Regions from separate parts of the Homo sapiens genome. Here region 1 is linked to region 2. Evidence: chromatin loops called from intact Hi-C (ENCODE). Cell type or tissue: A673. All regions are shown on one strand.

Evidence for each region. A loop is a pair of places that touch in the nucleus more often than their neighbours do. Peaks named below come from ENCODE experiments on the same cell type or tissue, not always from the same donor. Only the 100,000 strongest peaks of a DNase experiment are listed, where the experiment ranks them.
Region 1: a loop joins it to region 2, with 3 times the contacts of the local background. A loop is called at or near these places in 3 of 110 quality-filtered maps.

Annotation. Positions count from the first base shown.
Region 1 is chr2:122,364,152-122,372,151 of GRCh38, reverse strand. The region is part of intron 3 of LOC105373592 (a long non-coding RNA gene); the gene reads right to left. Among named protein-coding and RNA genes, the nearest start is that of LINC01823, 580 kb to the right of the region's middle. In A673, a CTCF peak has its summit at 3,361 (motif pointing right); a DNase peak (open chromatin) is centred at 3,401.
Region 2 is chr2:122,186,845-122,194,844 of GRCh38, reverse strand. The region is part of intron 2 of LOC105373592 (a long non-coding RNA gene); the gene reads right to left. Among named protein-coding and RNA genes, the nearest start is that of LINC01823, 400 kb to the right of the region's middle. RefSeq lists a silencer at 2,186-2,386. In A673, a CTCF peak has its summit at 3,328; DNase peaks (open chromatin) are centred at 54, 1,054 and 3,314; H3K27ac peaks cover 3,069 bases.

The DNA of each region.
Region 1 (8,000 bases), 180 kb before region 2:
GGGAAGCAGAATATAAAAGTTTGGAAAATTTGCAGTCTGACAATGTGGTAGAAAACAAAAACCCATTTTCTGGGGAGAAATTCAAGCCAGCTGCAGAAATTTGCATAAATAACAAGGAGCCGAATGTTAATAGCCAAGATAATGGGGAAAATGTCTCCAGGGTATTTCAGAGATCTTCATAGCAATTCCTCTCATCACCAGCCCAGACGCTTAGGAAAGAAAAATGGTTTTATGGGCTGGGCCCAGAGCCACACTGCTATGTGCAGCCTTGGGACACGGTGCCCTGTGTCTCAGCCGCTCCAGCTCCAGCCATGGCTGACAGAGGCCAATGTACAGCTCATGCCATTGCTTCAGATATTGCAAGCCTCAAGCCGGGGTGGCTTCCATGTGGCGTTGGGCCTGTGGGTACACAGAAGAGTTGAAGTGTGGGAAACTCTTCCTGGGTTTCAGAGGATGTATGAAAATGTCTGGATGTTCAGGCAGAAGAAGTTTGCTGCAGGGACAGGTCCTGCATGGAGAACCTCTAGTAGGGCAATGCAGAGGGGAAATGTGGGGTTGGAGCTCCCACACAGAGTCCCCACCGGGACACTGCCTAGTGGAGCTGCGAGAAGAGGGCCACCGTTGTCCAGATCCCAGAACGGTGGATCCACTAACAACTTGCACTGTAAGCCTGGAAAAGCCAAAGGCACTCAAAGCCTGCCCATGAAAGCAGCCACAGGAGAGCAGCCATGGGGGCTGTACCCTGCAGATCTGAGCTGCCCAAGGCCTGGGGAGCCCACCTCTTCCATCAGCATGCCCTGGATATAAGAGATTAATAAAAGGAGGTTATTTTGGAACTTTAAGATGTAATGACTGCCCTGCTGTGTTTTGGACTTGCATGGGACCTGTAGCCTCTTTGTTTTGGCCAATTTCTCCCATCTGGAATGGGAGCATCTACCCACTGCCTGCACCTACATTGTAACTTGGAAGTAACTAACTTGCTTTTGATTTTACAGGCTCACAGGTGGAAGGGACTTTCCTTGTTTCAGATGAGACTTTGGACTTGAAAAATGTGCTAATGCTAGAATGAGTTAAGACTTTGGGGGACTGTTGGGAAGGCATGACTGTATTTTAAAATGTGAGAAGAACATGAGATTTGGGAGGGGCCAGGAGTGAAATGATATGGTTTGGCTCCGTATCCCCACCCAAATCTCATCTAGAATTATAACCCCCACATGTTGAGGGAAGAGCCTGATGGGAGGCGATTGGATCATAGGGGCAGTTTCCTCCATGCTGTTCTCATGACAGTGAGTGACTTCTCACAAGATCTGCTGGTTTTAAAATTGTGGCACTTGCCCCCTTTCTCTCTCCTGCCACCATGTAAGACATGCCTTGCTTTCCCTTTGCCTTCCACCATGATTGTAAGTTTCCTAAGGCCTTCCCAACCATGTGGAACTGTGAGTCAATTAAACCTCTTTTCTTTATAAATAACCCAGTCTCAGGTAATTCTTTATAACAATGTGAAAACAGAATAATACAGTTTCCTTAGTTTCCAGCTGCTGTATTTTTTAAGAAAACCCCCTGCAAAGTCTCCCCCCTTGCAGACAGAGTTCTTGGGTGGATTTTTTCAGTAAATTATTGAGTTCACACTCTCTATGGCTCCCTTTTTTCCAGGTACTCTCCCAAAACTTGGTCATTGTTCTGCTAGCCTGAGCTGTATCCTCTGACACCTCATACCAATAAGGCAGTAGCTCTCTGTAGATGAAGCAGCATGCAAGCTGAGTATGGGGCAGTAGAGGCTTGGGGGGCCTTTAGGCCTAAAGCTGCCAATTTTCCAACCTCATTCCTTTTTCTCCATATTTGCTATTGAGAGCCTTTAAATACTTGTATTTTTCAAATATATTTTCTATATTTTAAAATTATAGACAGGTTATTTCAAACAAGCCACTCTGCCATTACCAGAAATCATATGTCTTATGTGACTTTTAAGTTTTTTCTTCCTCTAGTCCTTCTATGCTTGAGTTCCACTGAAGAGTCACTTTCTCATATGTGAAAGAATATTCTTTGCTGATCAGTGTGTGGATTTTTTTCTCCTGCTAGAGTCTCAAAAAACAATGCAGCTATGTAATTGCTACAATTTAATGACCTTAACTCACTTTTACCTCCCAAAATGGCAGAAAGTAGTCAGAATTTATTTTTCATGTCTAGTAGTCAGCAAGGAGGATGGGAAAAGTGTGAAAAGGAAAAAAATTGTTTTTGAAATCAATTCTGTACTCTTCATAGCTAACTATTGCAAAAGTTCATTGGTCTCTTTCATTTTACTTCCTTAAATAACCACTTCTTCTCTTACTGAGAAGAACCTATTGCCCAGGACCTATCCTCTCTATTGAACCTGGAGGTTGTTTCTGAATATCTAGAGTCTTCATGGTCTTCAATGTTCAGCCATCATTTTATGCTTTAAAAAAATTTCTTGGCTGGAAAATCTTTGAGAACATAAACTGTTCACCAGTGTACCTGTTCCTAAATTCACACTTTTTTGAATTCCGGTCAGTTCTATTCCTATACAAAGTTGAAACCAATAATACAGAAAATATTATTTTGGGAAGGAGAGGGAAATTAAGAGTTGAAAGCTAGAATTTGTAACTGTCAGGAAGTTAGAACAGAAGACACTAGGGTATGTAAATAGATATTCAATATATTAAATTCAGATAATAATATTTGAGTTCTTAAGAAGTATCTGGCCTATAGTAGATGTTACATAATTATTTGTTAAAGGAAAATTATTTATTTATACTAGTGAATGATGGAGTGTCTTTATTCATGCTATTTACTGTGATTCATTTGAAAGACAGTTTTATTTAACTTTTCTAGGAAGAGAGAATAAAAGTTTGTATCACAACCTCTGAGACTGCCTCCGACTCTAAAATATCTATCTATCTATCTATCTATCTATCTATCTATCTATCTATCCATCTATCTATCTAGCATCTAGCATCTATCTATATATGATTGTGTGTTTCCAGATCAAAACAAGCTTGACAAGGCCTCCTCCAGGCATACCATGATAAGTCTTTGCCCATCTCTATGACAACACTTCATACTGTTTTGTAATAATTTATAGGGTTGTCACCTCCATCAGACAGTGAACTGAAGGATGAGAGCAGTGCTATAATCATTTCAGAAGATCTCAGCCATAATTACTGCCTGCTATACACAGTAGAAACTCAGAAAATGATAAATGGGTACATGTGGGACTTTTTGTACATAAATGAATGGTGTAGTTTTTATGTAAATTATCATTAAAGGCTTTTTTCCTATATCATATTAATATGCCAAATTAGACTGCTATTGAGAATATACAGTTTCAACACAATTTATTGGCTGCATCTTAAGGGCCAGGCGCCAGAAGGGGGCAGAAGATGTAAAAATGAGAGCATTTGTCCATGTGCTAATAGCACTTACAGAGGAACAATGGCCTCTGTTGCCTATTTTCATGTTAAGCAAAAATTGGCACAGGAAGCAAGGCTATTATGACTGGAATCTCCTTTGGAATTCTCAAGATTAATATAAGAGTCATAAATAGTCATAATAGTCTTTTTAAATATTTGATTGTTTTAAATGTAATTTCTACTTAAAGATTTATGCCTAAGATATATCAGCAGGCAATGCTCTTGGGCTAAGAGTTTTGAAGGGTTATTTTCAATCTCTACTTTTAATCCACAAGCCAATAGAATACCAGGAATTATTGTACACCACATTCTGCCATAGTCAATTATGCTAGATTTATTTCCAAAATATAAATTGTAACCTCTCCGTTTTACCATAAAGTGAACCAGATGAAGTAAGTAAGGCACACATAGTTGGCACATAGGAAAAAATTTGATGTCTCTTCTCATTTCTAGGATTTGGTAAAAGAATAATGGATTTATACAATGAGTTAAGATTGCCCAAAGATAACTTTTAGATTACCGAATTGCATAAAGAAATAACCAGTTGCTTTAGCTGCTAAGCTCTGCTCTTTAGAAAGAAGTAGCACCAATTTAGCAAACTCAAGGAAACAGAACACATTGGAGCACCTAACCAAAGTGAAGTTAGGAAACAAATATTAGAATTGAAAACTCTGGAGAAGAGAGAATTGGGTCATTCTTATATTTTCTAGAATCAAAGACACAGCAGAATGTGAAATATCCCATTAACATCTACCACCTCATAGCCATTGCCCTTGTCTCTTCTAGTGTAGGTCTAGCTCTATTGTTTTAATCTGGACAATTTTAGTAACCTGTTAGCTCAGTTCTTTGTTAGCAGTCTCAGCTTCCTCTCGTATGTACTCCAGAGACCCACCAGAGTGGAAGGAACATGTCGTTTTCATGCTCAAGTTCCTTCAGCAACTCCATCAGAGAACAAAACCCAAGGCAAGCCTGGTATTTAAATCTTTTTACACAGTCCTTCTTTGCAAGATCTTTAAAATAGCAACATTAATCATAATAATAACAGCAACTATATTCTGTGTGTATTGTTGGGACATTTCACATGGCTACATTTAAACGTTTGTCTACGTTTGCTGTTTCACTATATTTGCAGCCCTTGCAGCACAGATGTGTTTTTTCTATCAGTTCTATAAACAATATTACACAAAGTGTCGAGCAGTGACTGCATTAATTAAGGGGTCACCAAGTTCCAAGGCAATTTAAGTAAGAATTTTAATGCTGCCATGAAATCCAAAGTGCTTGTTCATGTTTAACAAGCTGTGCAGTGAAGGAAAGGCGATGAAATTTGGCACTGCAAAAGATGGAACACACACTTTTTTTCACCCGAATGATCACTAGATGCGGTAAAAACAGAAAACTCTTTTTAGCTTTTTTATTTTTTAATACAAAGTAATGGGAGATCTTGTATTTCTGCCTAATGCCAATTTTCTGACTCAAAATGACCAAATCACTTTTCAGGGATAGTGAAATTGTTCAGTGGAATTTCATTATGCTGGGAAATGAAATTAATGTGCAGTCCAAAAATAAAATCAACTTTCTGTAAAAATAGGGTATTGGTAGACTCTAAAAGGATGTTTTAAAAAGGATAAAATGACAGCAACCCCAAGACATTTTAAAAATGCGGTAATGTAGTTATTCTGATCATTTTTTTTCTCTTAAAAATGTTTTCCACATACATTTGGATCAAATGTCCACAATTATATTTTATTATTATTTTACTTTTACTTGTACATTCCAAATGGAGACTGTGTTCATTCTTTTACCCATATCATGAGCTGGCTGAAACATTCAAACGCCACACATTCATCTCCTACAAAGATCAACTAGAAACACCACATTGTACTCAAAATAATTTCTCAGGAAATTCTTGCTTGTTTGTAAACCTGTTTTAACTAAGATTCTGTTTCCTCCCACTCCAAAATCTGGGAGTAGCGGCTTCCAGCTTGATCTTGTGTCCCTTCCAGACTTGGTGTTGACCCCTTATTTCCTGGTAGCCATTCCCTTTCTTTACAGATAGCAGCTCTGCCCAACTCCCTTGACCTTCTATTGCTTGAAGAAGAAAGTGTTCCCTCTAATGTCAACACTGAGTCACATGTTGCTGTAATAGATGTAACTGTCAAGATTCTTTGTCCTCAGTGCACCTTTGACCATGGTTGATCAATCCCTGCTCTTTGATAATCTCCTGTTATTTGACTTCTGGGATGTCGCCCTCTCTGGTTTCCCCCCCTACCCACCTTAGCTGTTACTTCTATATCTTCTTTGCTGGTTCTACCTCATCTCTTTGACTCAGTCTTGGACATCTTTTCTTTTTTCAATATACTCACCTTCTTCATGGTGCCATCAGTCTCACAGCATTAAAATCTATCTATAGGCTTGTGTCTCCCAAATGGTGACTCTCCTTTCTAGTCCTTTCCCCTGAACTCAAGTCTCCAGTTATCTGCTTAACATCCCCACACAGATATCTAATAAACATCTTAAATCTAGCATGTCCCAAATAGAGTTCTTTCCAGCTTTCTGCATCTCAGTTTTGGCAACTCCATCATTTGCATCACTCAGACCCAGTCATCTGTGATTCTTCTCTTACTCTCCCACTCCACATCAAATCTCCCATCATGCCAATGTCGCCATCAAAATATATGCACAGTGGAAGAATTCTCATGACTTCCACTGCTACCAACCTGGAACGAGCCAGCACCATCATTGTCACAGATTACGGAAACACCTTCTTCTTTCTCCTTCTGCCTTTGTGATCTATATTCTGCCTACCATCCTATCTTTTCGGTTATTCTTAACACTGCTATCAAAATAGGTTATATCATCTCACATCCCCTTTTACACCCCTTCTGTAGCTTCCTGTGTTATTTCAAGGGAAAACTAAAACCATTACAATGGCCTGCGAGGTTCTACACAATCTGCATCTCCCCACTGCCCTGATTTGTGTAACTCCCACTTACAAACCCTCCACTGGCCTACACTGGCTGGCTTGCTGCTCCCAAAGCCTGTGCATCCTACTTCTCCCTCAGAGCCTGCTACAATCTGAATGTTTGTGCCCGCCCTCCCACAAAATTTACATATTGAAATCTAATCACCATTGTGACAGTATCTGAAGGTGAAGCCTTTGGGGGTGATTAGGTCTTGAGGGCTCCACCTTCATGAATGGAGTAATAACCCTTATAAGAGAGGCCCCAGAGAGCTGTCTTGCCACTTCCACCACGTGAGATACAGCATGAAGGCTCCGTCTATGCAACAGAAAGCAGCCCCTCACAGACACTCCATGTGCCAGTGCCTTGATTCTGGACTTCCCAGCCTCTGGAAGAGAAATCAATTTCTGTCGTTTAAACCATTCAGTCTATGGTAGCTTTGTTATGACAGCCCAAGAGGACTAAGACAGAGCCTTTGCACTTGCTATTTCCTCTGCTGGACCACTTTCCCTGGCTAATTTCCATTCCGCCATGTTGCTCCTTCTCTCAGCTCTCCTACATCTTACCCAAGTATCGCCTTCTCAGCAAGTTCTTCCATTACCACCTCTAAAACTGGAATGCCTCCAGTGCTCCCTCTTCTCATGGTCTGCTTAGTTCTCTCTACAGCACATCTCACATATTATATATTTCAGCTTTTTATGCTTTTGATTCTCTGCCTCCTTCTACCAGAACACAAACCCCGTGGAACAGGGATCATCATCTGTGTCCTCATGGTTGGATCCCTCATGGTCTAGAGTAGTAACTGCTACATAGGTGCTCAATAAATGTTTTTTGATTGAATGAAAGAACAGAACTACCTTGTCTCTGGTCTCAGATGTACAAGCTTGCCATCCTTTAATCTGCCATGAGCAGTTCAATCCAAATTAACATTTACAAGCACCAATTATATTTGAGATGAATAAGACAAAAATCCTTGCCCTAAAGAAAACGGCAGTTTAGCAAGAAGATAACTGGTAGTAATAACAATAATAATAACAAAGATAACAGTTTTCATTTATCAGTTGTCTAATATGTGCTAGGAACTGAACGAGGTTATATTTCCTTTGCATCTAGTAACTCAGCTGCAGGATCGAAGGAGAGTCAAAGGAGTGAAGGAAGGCTTCAGATCTGGGCCATATGAATGCCTATATATGTATAGCATGGTGCGAAAAAAATAAAAGGGTATATTGACTAAAACATTCACATCAAAAGATGAATTTAGGCTTTGTATGTGAAGACACAGAGGGGCAGCACAGCAAAGCACATCAGTGTGAGGTTCAGGTGGTAGACCACCGCATTCCAATACTTCCTCTGCCACTAGGTATGTGAGCTGGAGCAAGTCGTTTAACATTTCTGGCCCCTGTCTTCTCATTTGCCAAAGGAGGAAACAATAGTCCTCACTACCTGTTTAAGGGGACGAGGTGCAATTACATAAGTTAATATGTAAAAAAAAAAAAAAAAAAAAAACGTAAATACCTGCTTGACACCTAGTGAGTACTGCATCGTGATCAATTATAATTCTTTATAAGCAGCAAGTGCTTCATCCATTTATTCTCTGAACACATGTGGGGCA
Region 2 (8,000 bases):
ATCCCTGATGATTATCTGACATGTGGAGAAAATACCATGAAATATTCATGAGTGTATACAAAGTGCCTGACTCATAGTTAGCTCAAGTAAATGTGTGTGCCTGTGTCCTGAAAGAGTGGTTATTTCCCCCAGCACTAACACTACCGTAAGAAGTGCAGGTGGGAGAAAAACAAAGAGGACCTCTGAGTCAGACACCCCCTCCAGGGCTCCATTGTTCTCATTCAAGTCAGGAGATGGTGGAATATCTCCATGTCCCAGAAGGCCCACCCAACCTCTCTAACGGAAAACCTTTGGCTAGTTCAAGGTGTGGCATGAAAATTAAGCCCACACATCAGAAACATTGCACCCACCACAACCAGCATGGGTTTACCACGTGCTTGCATCTGACAGCATTGTTTAGACAGAGCTTTAAGTCTTAGTTTCACAAATTAAATGTGTTGAATGAGTGACCAAGTGATTGAATTTAGTCAAATAAATATCAGTCAGTTGATCCCCTTTTTTGTGAAAAAACAAGCATGCATTGCACCTGTACCAAATTTTGGCATGCATGATCTTATGGGCTAGACTGGGAGTGACTTTCAATGCTATCTTTGACTGACAAGGAACCTGAGGCTCAGGGAGGTTATATCGCTAGTAACCTGCAGAGCCTGGTGCAGAATCTACAAGCTGGCCTGCACTGAGATGCCTCTACGTGGAGCAAAATGTCTAGGTTTTGCTTAATTTGAACCCATCAAGAAAGAAAATGGCACTATTCTGGGGTCAATAGTTCTCCATATTGTGTGAATATTGCTTTTCCTTTTCTACTTTAAAAGTGACACCAGAGTGGTTTTCGCCAGTTAAAAATACTATAGCTGTCTGTTCAGTAGGGAATCTTTTGTAAAGAGGATCAAATATTTAAGACAGGGCATTTTTCCCCCTTAGAGCAGAGCTAAGCGGAGGATAAAAACGTGCTATCTTCCTCATCCGTATGCAAGAAGGAGAGTTTGGATCCACATTCTTGTAAACCTGGAGGAGTCAGATAACAAGCGTTTCTCAATCCAGTGGCTCAAATTTCAACCAAATATAACTTTTCTATCTTGCAAGACAGATGTGGCAATCCAGAAATATTATGATGAGAATGTAGGGGAAGGAGAAAGCACAGTTTGTAGTTACATGGCAATGAAGGGATATCAAACTGTGCACCATAATACCATGAATTACGAGACCAATGGGACAAGAATTTTTTTCCTGGGAGGATGGATGGGTGACACTAATACTCCTGTGACTGAAGAAAGCCAGCATGTGCCCTGATGTTACAGAAGGAAACACAGACATAAAAGTCTAATATAAACATTCTTGGGCCCAGACTGAAGTGAAGATAGAAAGGTTACCATCGACAATATGGATATAAAAATATCAATCTGCAGTATAATTATAAATAAAACGGTTGTTAACTTTTACAACGCCTACATATATTTATGTAATGTCAAAGCTTACACATCACCAATCTTTATATCAACTTTTATATTGGCATTCTGAGAAAAACACCATATTTCCTGGAGTTTTTTGTAAAATAACAGAGAGGCTATGGCCATAAACATTCTTCAAATGCATAGATCTCATCTCTGCGTGTGTAAATGGTATGTGTGCTGTGTACATTGACATGCTAATGAAAGCATAAATAACTCACCAGAGACTCCAGAAATGGCCAGAGCAGCATTGTCAATTTGACCTTTAGCAGAAACAGCATGAAAATATTACCAGTGCATCCAAACGCTGCACCCACCCTGAATCTGGGAATGCAGGAAAGAACAGAACACCCTGACTACTTCCTATACGACAGTGTGGCCCAAAGAGTGCCTGGTCCAGCCTCAGGGAGACTGAGTTCAAGTCTACAGCTGCCAGTAGCCGGCTCAGTAATTTTTAAGTAAATCGAGCATCATTTTATGTCTCCAGATGTTTGCCCATAACAGAGACTTTCAAGTATATGTATGAGGCCAGACCCAAAATCATGTGAAAGACTTTTTGAGATCCCAACCAGAAACCATTAAATTGAGGGCTATTCCACTCATAAAGGTAACATGAGAAAGTGGTGCACTTACTCCAAGGATAAAATTGTCACTATCATTTGCAGACCTCATTGGTTGCTACTGTCCTACAGGGCAACACCTGCTTGGGGAACAGCCTTGGCTATACAGGCAATGGGGCTGGGTTCAAACTCTGACCCCATCACTTATCAGCTATGTGACTATAGGCAAGTCACTTAACCTCTTTGAGATGTCATTGCATCTGCTGTAACATGAGAACAGCAGTATCCACCTAATGGTGGTATTGCGATAATTAAAAAGCCACAGCTAGCATGGTGAATGCTGTGTAGTAGACAATAGATGAAGGATTCTCCTTCTTTTTTCCGACATGGGTTCATTTACAAGTTGCACAAGAAAACGGCCTCATAATATCCACCCAACACATCAGCCAGGCTTGCCACGAGGATCTGATGTGACAGTAGATGTGAAGACACTTTGAATATCTCATTTATCATAACCATGTGTGTTCACTGAGTGTGTATATATAAGAGATGCTGTTGTAGGTGCCAATAAATATGTTATTTAGACCTAATAATCACTACCATGCTAACATTGATGGGAAGGAGGGGACTTTGCCCTCAACTCACAATCTTATCCATAAAGAAGGCAGTTTCTGGCCCCTCTTCCCATGTGGGGAAGCACTCTCTCTCCTCACCTCAATTTGCTCTTCTCCATTAGAAGAGTAATCATAAAGACATGGGCCTTTTCCCAAATGTACTCCTTGTTGGGCATTTGTCTAAGGGCTTCACACACAGTTACTGATTTAGTTCTCACAGCACCTTCAGCAGATGGCATTATTATTATTCCCATTTCACAGATGAGGAAATCAAGGTTGAACTCCATCATGTCACCTGACAGCAAAAGATGTGTGACCAGTAAGTGTCCGAGCCAGAGAGACATGGGAGGAGAGAGGCAGCTGTGTTTGCTCTGCAGACCCCAAGGATACTGATCCAACCAGCCGATGGGCAAGAAGATCAGATAAAAGGAAGGGGTAGTCCACCTCCTCTCCCAGCTGCAGGCCCAGGGGAAGAGCAGGGTGACGGTCAGGTGCACATGTAGAAGGTAAGCCCAGATGCATGCATACCTGGCAGGAGGAAGCACTAGAAGGGCCACTCTGAGGATAAATGTGGAGGGTGAGACAGGAACCTGCCTTTAGGGTTCTGCAATTCTGCCTCTGGGTGCCTGGCATGGCTCACAGAGAGTCTGGACTCCACAACCAGATTAGCACTCGCTATTAGACAACACCGCCTAGTGGTTAAACTCACGGTCTCTGCCTGCATCCAAATCCCAGCTCGGTCCCACCCCATTTACTGAAAGGCCAGATTCAGATGGGATGTGGGAGCTACACTTTGCTCAACCCTAGACTATATTCTCTAATCTAGGGTGGCCCTGAGCTTTGCTTTGTGGTTTCTGGAACTTGCCCGGGTTAATAAAGCTGATGTAGTTTTCCTTTTAACGGTGTAAAACCCTAAACCTCTAACAGTAAACTGGGGGCCTAAAAGAAATGTCACTGGGTTTTATTATAATTATCCACAGGCCCAGGGATTCTCAAAGTGCAATCCTCGAACCAGTGAGATTAGTATGGCTTAGAAAATTATCTGGCCCAATTCCAGACCTACTGAGTCAGAAACCCTGGGCCTGGGGCCCAGCAATCTGTGTGTGAACAACCCCTCCAGGTGATACTGATACATGCTTAAGTTGGAGACCTAATCACAGGCACCATCAGTCAATCAATCAATTCTACCAGCCCTACTGGGTACGAAAACAAAGCCTTGACACACTTTGTAGGGTGGAGCCTGCCGTAAGATGATCCCCCACCCTCACCTCAGCACACAAATCCACCCATTTCCTTACACAGGAGCCATATGGATTTTGCTAATACAAACATAGTAACTAGTCAGCTCAAAAAGTTTCCATGAGAAAAAGTCCCAATGGTGTTTTCCCATTAATTGGGATTGCTCCATTGCTATTTCTAACAAAAACATCATTTTTAGAAGAGAAAATACAAGCAGAAAGCATTGCAGCTAAAATAAAGGATTGTTACATTTTGTGCTTCTTCACCTCTTCCCACCTGTCTTATGCTAAGCATGTGTGCACACACGTGAGCACACACATGCACACCTACAACACTCTGCTGGGACAAGACCCCAATCCTATCAGTTCAGGTAAACCCAGCAGTGACGGGATTCCAATGAAAAAGGAATTTCATGCTCAAGTCAGGCCCTGGGGCAGTGCCCCCTTGCACACAGGGTTTCTGCTTCTCAGCCTTCAGGGTTTCCCTCTTCTCGGGGCGGTATCCTCAGCTGTCTTCTTTTGATGGGGACCAAGAAACTTGGCCTATTTTCTCCTTTTGGTCTTTGTCACTGCCTCCATCCACTCTGCCCCTGGGGTTGTCATCCCCCAGGCATGCAGAGATCACCCTGTAGGTCTCCTCCTGGTTCCCTGGCTATTCCCAAAAACAAACCAGAGCACTAAATATGAAAAGAAGACAGATCACAAAAGCCACCAACAGAGAGCTGGGGACTTGAGACTTCTGCCTTTTGCTTCCAGTTCTGATAGAAGATCCCACTAATCCTCTCCTTCTTTGACCCCCTCCTTCATGGGGGTCCACGTTCACCTCTTTTAGTAACCACAGTCTCGGCTTAAGGTAAGGACAGTGTTTACTATTTATCAGTTGCTCTATGGCAAGCAGTAGGCTGGAATTTAATAGATATTAGCTGACATAGTCCTTGTGACAACACTATGAGAAAGATATTGTTACTCTTGTTTAACAGATGAGAAAACTGGGGCAAAAACTGAGGGAAAAGGACTTTCCTCACTCTCCATGCTGCCCTCCTGACTTTTCCTAGCTGAAGACACATGTCAGAGCCTGGGGGAGCTCTTGTTTCAAATCTGCCTTTAGGTCAGCCCCAGCCTGGGTGACATCAGTACCCTGAGACGCCCTCCAAAAAGGCTCACAGTAGAGCACTGCTCAGTAGGGTCATGGCAATGGCCCCTGTCCGGAGGCAGCCAACGCTGCTGAGCCTGGCCCTCATGGCTCAGTTCCACACCCCTTTGTTAAATAACTCTGAAGAACCATATTCAATCACTGAATCTCCTTGTTCCTCCAGCTGCTCATCTGAAATATGGAGACAAAAATGCCTTCCTATCCACCTCACAGCGCAGGAATAAGCCCCAAATAGAAAAGGTGGATGGGAAAGATTGAAAGTATAATGAAAAGAGCATTACATTAAAAGCTTCAAAGGAGATGTCGACCTATAGTAGATACCAGATCCAAAAACTTCAAACTTGGTGATGAAACCAGTTAAATGACCAGTTGTCAATGAAGATATGAAAGAACCAACAAGTGCACATTAAGAGATTTCTTTTTGAATGAATAGTTCATTAGATACAGTCACCGGGAGCTGGGAGTCCCATCCCACCCACATAGAGGAGGGATGGACAGGTGTTGCCCTTTAATCCCAACAGAGGAGAGGCTTTGATGTATGCTCCTTATGATGGAGTACACCACAAATTCAGCCTGACTTGGCCCTGGAAAGCCAAAACTGACTGTGGTCCAGAGTTCAGCCCCATGTCTGGGAATTAAGCCTGTGAGCCAGAGTTGAATCATGATAGAAATGTTGACCCAGGGTTGTCCCAAAATGGGTTCTGCCAAGGAGGGGCCTCAGCATGGAGACACAGAAGGCTGGACAGGCAGAAGCAGAGGCTGAGAAGAGACTGACTGGGAGCATCCTCTTGAAAGAGAAGCATTTCCCATGAAAGAGGAGCCCGGGGAAGCCACCAGCGAATTCATAAAAGTGCCCATAAGAGATGGTCTGCCTGGCTGAGAGAGGGCAGAGCCATCTCCCTCCAGCATTAGTGGACTATGGACTTCCTCATGCCTTATCCCTCACCTCCACCCCCACTTCTATGCTGGTGGGATCACACACAGCAGCCAGAGAGTGGGTGAGGATGTGAGCTAGGGACAGAGAGGCACTGACCATACCCATTCCCGAAAAGCAAATATTCTACCTGCCACCAGCCCCAGCTGGGTGGAGGGGAGACCTCACCCTTGAATGAGGAGGGGAGCACTCATCCCCATACTGGCCTGGATACTCTAGCTAATTGAGGCAGGTTTTGTGACTTAAAGTGACTAAGAGCCTGGTGTCACCTAAGAGACCACAAAAGCCATGAGACCCACCCAATTTCCATCTCCACTTAGCAGACTGAAAGGAACAGTGGGAGAAAAATAAAGTTCCTTTCACTATTATACCCCATTATTTCTGCTTACTTAATATGCCAGCTACAAGGTGCTGTTTTTTTACCCTAACAGATGCCACCACCATTTACGCGGGAATCCAAGCCAGAAACCTGGGTGGCCCTTCACTCCTGTCCACTCACCTCCCCTGGTCAGCCCCTCACCGTCAATACCTCCCTGAGTCATCACTTCTCAATCTCACAGACCTCCATCATCTTCCATCTGCCTGCATCATGGACTGGCCTCCTAATTCAGCCTCCCTGACTCTCAGCTTTCCCTATTCAATCCACTCTCCTTATTGCAGCCAAAGCGATGTTTCCGAAATGCAAAGCCGACACCTCTATTATGTTGAAAACCCTTCCGTGGACCCCAGCTACCTTCAGAATAGAGTCCAACCTTTTAACTAGGCTTCTAAGGTTTTTCAGAACCTGGGCCTGCCTCTCTCCCACCCTCTGCTTCCCTCACTCCACTTGCTCCCACCCACTCTGAGCCAGGTACTCCTTCAGTGCTCCACCGAAGGCACCACGTCCTCCTGGTGTTTGCTCCTACTGTACTCAGAGAACAAACTCCAGGACTGCTAACTGATGTACTGAGGTGGGCTGTGAAATGATCCAGGTGCTCCTGGTTTTCTAACCTCTAAAGCCTTAACCTCCAATTTGCCATTAGTGCACCAACCATTATTGGTGCAGCATACCAGTATAAGCCAGAAAAGTCTGGTTGAAGCCACACCCTATAAGGGAAGAAGGGCAGGGCTTTTGCATGGCTAACAACTCAGGTCTCAGTCCAAATATCACCTCTTGCAGGAAGCCTGCCTTGACTTCCCGACACTGGGCTAAGTTGCCCTCCTAATAGCTCCATAACACAGTCTCACTGCTGCCTTGCTTATCCCACTGTTTATCTGGTTGCAAGTTCTTTGAGGGCAGGGCTGTGTCCTATTCACAGCTAGAGCTCAACCTTCCAACGCCTCATCTATATAAAAGAATAGTGAAAGTTTATCCCTCGGGGAGTTATTATTATAAAATGAGAAAATTAATGGAGAGCACATAGCATGGTATCTGGTGTATAGGTAAATACTTAATAAATTTATTTATTTTTATTATTGCTCAACACATTGTTGAATAAATGAGTCAATGGAAAGATTGATGTCATTATTACAATGTGGCATATATGTGCCCCCAGGAACAGCCTGTGGGCAAAGGCAGGCTACTGACTAAATGACTTGTCAAGGTCTTTTCTATCCCAATAACTTTCTGATTTTGAGGCCCATGAATTACCCAAACACCATCAAAACTGAAAAATTTACCTCCATCAAGTGGTTGTCGGCCACAGAGATTGATAAGAGATGGGAAGTGCTGGTGGTAAAACTACATTTCTAATTAGCTAGAAAAATTCGTCCTGTGTGCGTGTGTAAAAGGGTCTTTAGATAAATGCCTGTGTTATCTCTCCCTCACAGGGCCTGGGTGGCCAGCCAAGTGCTGACTTACTTCTGCATTTCAACAGAATCTGTTTTGTAAATTTGTTAAATTCTTCAGAATGAAACTACTTCCTGGTGGAAACTCATTTTCTGCCCCCTTTCCTGCCTCTTTTCTAGTTTTCCACCTCCGGCATGACTTGCTGGCTCTGTGGGCAGTGACTGTCACTCTCCAACATGTTCTCTCCCGTCCCGTGAACTGGACTTCCCAATCCCCTCGCTGACG